Linked DNA regions of Homo sapiens: region 1 is linked to region 2. The links are chromatin loops, found by intact Hi-C in ENCODE. Cell type or tissue: heart right ventricle. All regions are shown on one strand. Links, peaks and the distances in the headings refer to the core of each region. The heading gives the core; the rest is flanking DNA. Region 1 overlaps MAPK1 (mitogen-activated protein kinase 1). Region 2 overlaps YPEL1 (yippee like 1).

Evidence for each region. Hi-C counts contacts between places; a loop is a spot of excess contacts. Peaks named below come from ENCODE experiments on the same cell type or tissue, not always from the same donor. Only the 100,000 strongest peaks of a DNase experiment are listed, where the experiment ranks them.
Region 1: a loop joins it to region 2, with 1.9 times the contacts of the local background. A loop is called at or near these places in 10 of 110 quality-filtered maps.

Annotation. Positions count from the first base shown.
Region 1 is chr22:21,773,234-21,776,033 of GRCh38, forward strand. All of the region lies in intron 6 of MAPK1 (mitogen-activated protein kinase 1), which reads right to left. Among named protein-coding and RNA genes, the nearest start is that of YPEL1, 39 kb to the left of the region's middle. In heart right ventricle, for the core only: a CTCF peak has its summit at 1,725; no DNase peak of the experiment used is centred there; H3K27ac peaks cover 847 bases.
Region 2 is chr22:21,712,033-21,714,832 of GRCh38, forward strand. All of the region lies in intron 1 of YPEL1 (yippee like 1), which reads right to left. Among named protein-coding and RNA genes, the nearest start is that of YPEL1, 22 kb to the right of the region's middle. RefSeq lists an enhancer at 1,579-1,628 and a silencer at 1,837-1,995. In heart right ventricle, for the core only: CTCF peaks have their summits at 1,300 (motif pointing right) and 1,499; DNase peaks (open chromatin) are centred at 1,027 and 1,319; H3K4me3 peaks cover 585 bases; H3K27ac peaks cover 397 bases.

The DNA of each region.
Region 1 (2,800 bases), core at 166-2,665, 61 kb after region 2:
TCATTTCTTTTTTTTTTTTTTTTTTTTTTTTTTGAGACGGAGTCTCGCTCTGTCGCCCAGGCTGGAGTGCAGTGGTGCAATCTCGGCTCACTGCAAGCTCCGCCTCCCGGGTTCATGCCATTCTCCTGCCTCAGCCTCCTGAGTAGCTGGGACTACAGGCGCCCGCCACCACACCCGGCTAATTTTTTGTATTTTTAGTAGAGATGGGGTTTCACCGTGTTAGCCAGGATGGTCTCGATTTCCTGACCTCGTGATCCGCCTGCCTCAGCCTCCCAAAGTGCTGGGATTACAGGCGTGAGCCATCGCGCCCGGCCAGCAATGATCATTTCTTATTAGGTTATTTGTAGGTAAAGGTCAACTTCATCCATCTGCAAATTAGCACATACTATTAAGCCCTCAAAGTAGAATGATAAAATATCATTATTTCTTCTTAAAACATTTTAAAATTTAATTGTATGTCCCTTCTCACCATTCCTAAAATGATAAACAATCACGTAAAATTTGGTACAATTTAATACTCATGATCAGTTTAAGGAATCACTTCTAGCCACTACTTTCAAAAAGTAAGTTTTCACTATTTACTAAGAAAATGTTTCCTAACCCTTAAGAACAATCAGTAGACCTTCCGAAGGGATTGCTTGGGTGCTGGGGGGAGGTGGGAGGCATCTTGCTGCCTGAGGTCACTGAAGGGCTGTGGGTGTGTATTTGTGCTCAGCCCCGGCCAATTTTGACCTCCCTTGTTGCAACCCCTGACCTTAAGACAACAGGAGATGATAAACATGGTAAACCACATGCTGGACATAATGAGAAATTCCGCATAGAAAACATTTAAAAGTTATGTATGTTTCTATCTATAATCTTTTCAATACATACAAGTGCACTTTAGGAAATTACGGAATAATGATATTTTGTTTTATAGCCTAGATAACTTTTCAGAGTAGAGAATCCAGACAGGTTTTGCTGTGACTGAAGGAGTGTCTGCGCAGTAGAAGAGGTGGTCATGCCTGCAGCTGTGACCCTGGGTCTGTGGGCACACAAACTGGCTAGGTTTAGGAAGTGGCCCTCTCAAGGGTCAGGACAAAGACGCATGATGGTCAAGAACCCAGGAATCTCTGGTTCAAATCCTACTTCCAAGGAACACTTGTAGATATGTGTGCAAGACACACAACCCTTGCCGAATCTTAAGATTCCTGTGGTTGGCTGGGCACGGGGGCTCACGCCTGTAATCCCAGCACTTTGGGAGGCCAAGGCGGGCGGATCACAAGGTCAGGAGATCGAGACCATCCTGGCTAAAACGGTGAAACCCCGTCTCTACTAAAAATGCAAAAAAAATTAGCCGGGCATGGTGGTGGGCGCCTGTAGTCCCAGCTACTTCGGAGGCTGAGGCAGGAGAATGGCGTGAACCCGAGAGGCGGAGCTTGCAGTGAGCCGAGATTGCGCCACTGCACTCCAGCCTGGGCGACAGAGCGAGACTCCGTCTCAAAAAAAAAAAAAAAAAAAAAAAAAGATTCCTGTGGTCTATAATATAGGTAATAAATCCCACTTTGCTTCCTGCTCCCAACCAGCCCTCCCCACATAGAACTCACAGACATTTTCTCAAGGACTTTCTTGAAACTAGATTAAGTCATTTGGCTTTTCACCCAATTAGATACTGTCTGTGCTAAGAAAAGTCCAGAAGGCCTGGACCACAATAAGATTCTAACAGTATTACTTCTAAACCACTGGGGGCAGAAGGGTCCTACTCAAACTTGTTCGTATTAAGTAGACAGGCACTCCAAGCCAACTGGATGTTTTGCAGCTTAAGCATTTCTAAAACAGATCCATTAGTTCCTTAAAGTTAAATAAATTCTAGGCCCTTAAACCTCCAGGCATAAATTTCAAAGAAGACAGCTTTTTAAAAAAAGATTTGCTACTTGAAAAGTAGCTAGATCTCCAGCCTTCTGTTACTGCAAGTGCTATTTCTACATTATTCATAGCTACAGAAGGAGAAAAGGAGAGAACCGGGAAGCAGCTGGCAGGTGCGGATCCCACAGTCAAGAATGTCCGGACTCCCTCCTCCCACGCCACATGGGCATTCATTGGTAACACTCAGATGGTGTGAATCATGGCTGCCTGTGTGGATGCTTACTTGGATACAGGTTTTATTTCCCCTAAAAGACTGGAAGTCCCTTTGAGGCTAGTATTACTCCTGACCACAAATCCTGACTTTCCCTAGTGCCTTCCAGAATACTACATTTTCTCTTTCTGTGTTTTTTAAAACAGAGTTTGGATTTTGTTCTATGGCCCAGGCTGGAGTGCAGTGGCATGATCATAGCTTACTGCAGCCTTGAACTCCTGGGCTCAAGCAATCCTCCTGCCTCAGCCTCTCGAGTAGCTGGTACTACAGGCACATGTTACCACACCCAGCTAATTTTTTTAAATTAATTTTTCTGTAGAGATGGGGAGTCACTATGTTGCCCAGGCTGGTCTTGAACTCCTGGGCTCAAGTGATCCTCCTGCCTAAGCCTCCCAAAGTGCTGAGATTACAGGTGTGAGCCACTGTGCCTGGCCCTTGTCTTTTTTTTTTTGAAACGGGAGTCTCACTCTGTTGCCCAGGCTGGAGTGCAGTGGCGCTGTCTCGGCTCACTGCAACCTCCACCTCCTGGGTTCAAGCGATTCTCCTGCCTCAGCCTCCCGAGTAGCTGGGATTACAGGTGCCTGCCACCACGCCAGGCTAATTTTTTGTATTTTTAGTAGAGACGGGGGTTTCACCATGTTGGCCAGCGTGTTCTCAAACTCCTGGCCTCGTGATCCACCCGCC
Region 2 (2,800 bases), core at 142-2,641:
GGTGTGGTCCCTGTGCCTGTGGTCCCAGCTACTTGGGATAGCTGAGGTGGGAGGATGGCTTGAGCCTGGGAAGTTGAGGCTCAAGTGAGCTGAGATCGTCCAACTGCACTCCAGCCTGAGCAACAGAGTGAAACCCTGTCTCTAAATAAATAAATAAAAACTTTTGTGCTTCAAAGGATACTATCAACAGAGGCAACCCAGAGAATGAGGGAAAATATTTTTAAATCATATACCTGATAAGGTGTTAATATCTAGAATACATATATTCTATATTCTCTCTATACATATTCTCTATATATCCATATTCTCTATATATCCTAGTTATTGGAATATGTAAAAAAAAAAAAAAAAAACAACTACAACTCAGCAAATCAAACAAACAGGTTAAAAAATGGATAAAGGGCCGGGTATGGGCCCGGCGTGGTGGCTCACGCCTGTAATCCCAGCATTATGGGAGGCCGAAGAAGGTGGATCACTAGGTCAGGAGATCGAGACCACCCTAGTCAACATGGCGAAACCCCGTCTCTACTAAAAATACAAAAAATTAGCCGGGCGTGGTGGCGGGTGCTTGTAGTCCCAGCTACTTGGGAGGCCGAGGCAGCAGAATTGCTTGAACCCAGGAGGCAGCGGTTGCAGTGAGCCGAGACCATATCACTGCACTCCAGCCTGGGCGACAGAGTGAGACTACATCTCAAAAAAAAAAAAAAAAGGAAAATGGATAAAGGACCTATGTATCTATATTCTCTATATATTCTAGTTGTTAGAATATGTTAAAAAAAACTCAGCAAAAAGAAACACAATCTGATTAAAAAATGGACAAAGGACCTATATATCTATATTCTATATAGTTATTAGAATATATTTAAGAAACTCCTACAACTCAACAAAACAACCCCAATCTGATTAAAAATGGACAAAGGACTTATATAAACATTTCTCCGAAGAAGATATACAGATGGCCCACAAGCACGTGAAAAGGTGCTCCATGTCACTGATCCTGAGGGAGGCAGACAAGGACCACGTTGAGACACCACCACACACCCTCTAGGACGGCTACTATCAACGCGCACACACGGAAAATAAGCGTTGGTGAGGATGTGGAGGAATTGGAGCCTTGTGCATTGAGGGTAAAAATGTAAAATGCTGGAGGCACTATGGGAAACAGTATGGTAATTCCTCAAAAAACGAAATATAGAATTACCATGGGCTCCAGCAATTCCACTGCTGGGTATAAATCCACGAGAACTGAAAACAGGGTCTCAAAGCCATGTCTGCACACCCATGCTCACAGCGACATTATCCACAACAGCCACGAGGGGGAAGCAACAGTGTGTCCCTCCACAAACGGGCATTCTCATGATCAAAATGTGGCGTCTGCATACAGTGGAATGTTATCCAGCCTTTAACAGGAGGGGGCTCCTGTCACAGCTACAGCATGGAGGAACCCTGAGGACACTATGCTCAGTGAAGTAAGCCAGTCACAAAGGACAAATATTGTATGAGGTACTTAGAGTAGTGGGACTCAGAGACAGAAAGAGCTGCCAGGGGCAGGGGAGTCCCCGCTTCATGGGTGCAGTGTTTCAGTTTTGCAACATGAAGAATTCTGGAGGTTGGAGGGTGGCGATGGCTGTACAAAAATGTGAATATATTTAATGTCACTGAACTGTACACTTAGAAATGGTTAAGATGGTAAGAGTTATGTGTACTGACTACAATTATTTTAAAGAAGAGTGTATCATTTTTACATTTCTAAGGTCTCATTAACAAAAGAAGGTTAAGTCCATGACTGATGCTGCCATCATCAGCAACAGGACGTGCGCCAAGTTTTCCTGGTGGCACCACCCCAGCCTGGCCTGTGACAAGGGGCCTGCAGAGAGTCAGGCACACCGGATTTTCTTTCAGGCCAAACAGAAGAGCAAGGGTTTCCCCAAATTCGAGAGCACGGGGCTGGGAAGAAGAGCCAAGCGCCAGCAGTGTCCTCACACCTGCTCCTCCTGAGATGCACCCCCCACCGCCCCCCACCCCATGTGACCTCTGCTCCGGCAGCAGCCTGTCCTGTGCCCTTCCATGGGATGACACCCAGGACGGCGTCTGCCCCCCACCTGCGCAGGCACGCCTGCATTAGAGGGTCACCTTCTCACATCTGGGACTGAAGATGTGTGTGGGCAGAACGCAGCGTTTGTAATCGTGTGAACGGAAGACACAAACGGCCGGTGGCGGCCACCCAGGATGGTACTGGGACCCGGTCACCACGGCGCTGCTGTGCCCTTCCTTGGTGCCCCGGCCTGAGATGCTGCCTAACTTGGACTTGGTGCTTCTTGGTCTTTGCTTGTCCTGATGGCTGTGCCCCGTGTGTGGCCCTGAGCCACACTGCTGCGTGTTCCGTGTTTTGAACTTGACACCGACGATGCTGTGAGACTTCTCTGCTGACGTGCAGCCAAGTCTGCCTCTGTCCCCATGTGCAGCTGGGCCCCCTTCACCTGGTGTCCCGTCAGATACACTGCATGCAGCCACTGACGGGGTGTGGATGTGTATCGGCTCCCAGGCTGGCTACTAAATGGTGCTGCTGTCGCTGTCACCTCTCCTGAGCCGCACAGGCAGGTGTTTCGTTGGAACAATCCCAGGAGCAGATGCCCGTGCACACAGCAGCACCTCCCAAGTGCCGGTGACAAGGTCATCCTGCCAGCAGCGAACATGAGTCCCTGCTGATCTTTATCCCGCCAACTTGATATGGTCAAATTTTAACACTTCTGCTGCCTGGCAGGTATAAGGCAGCAGCATCTCATTGTGGCTTTAATTT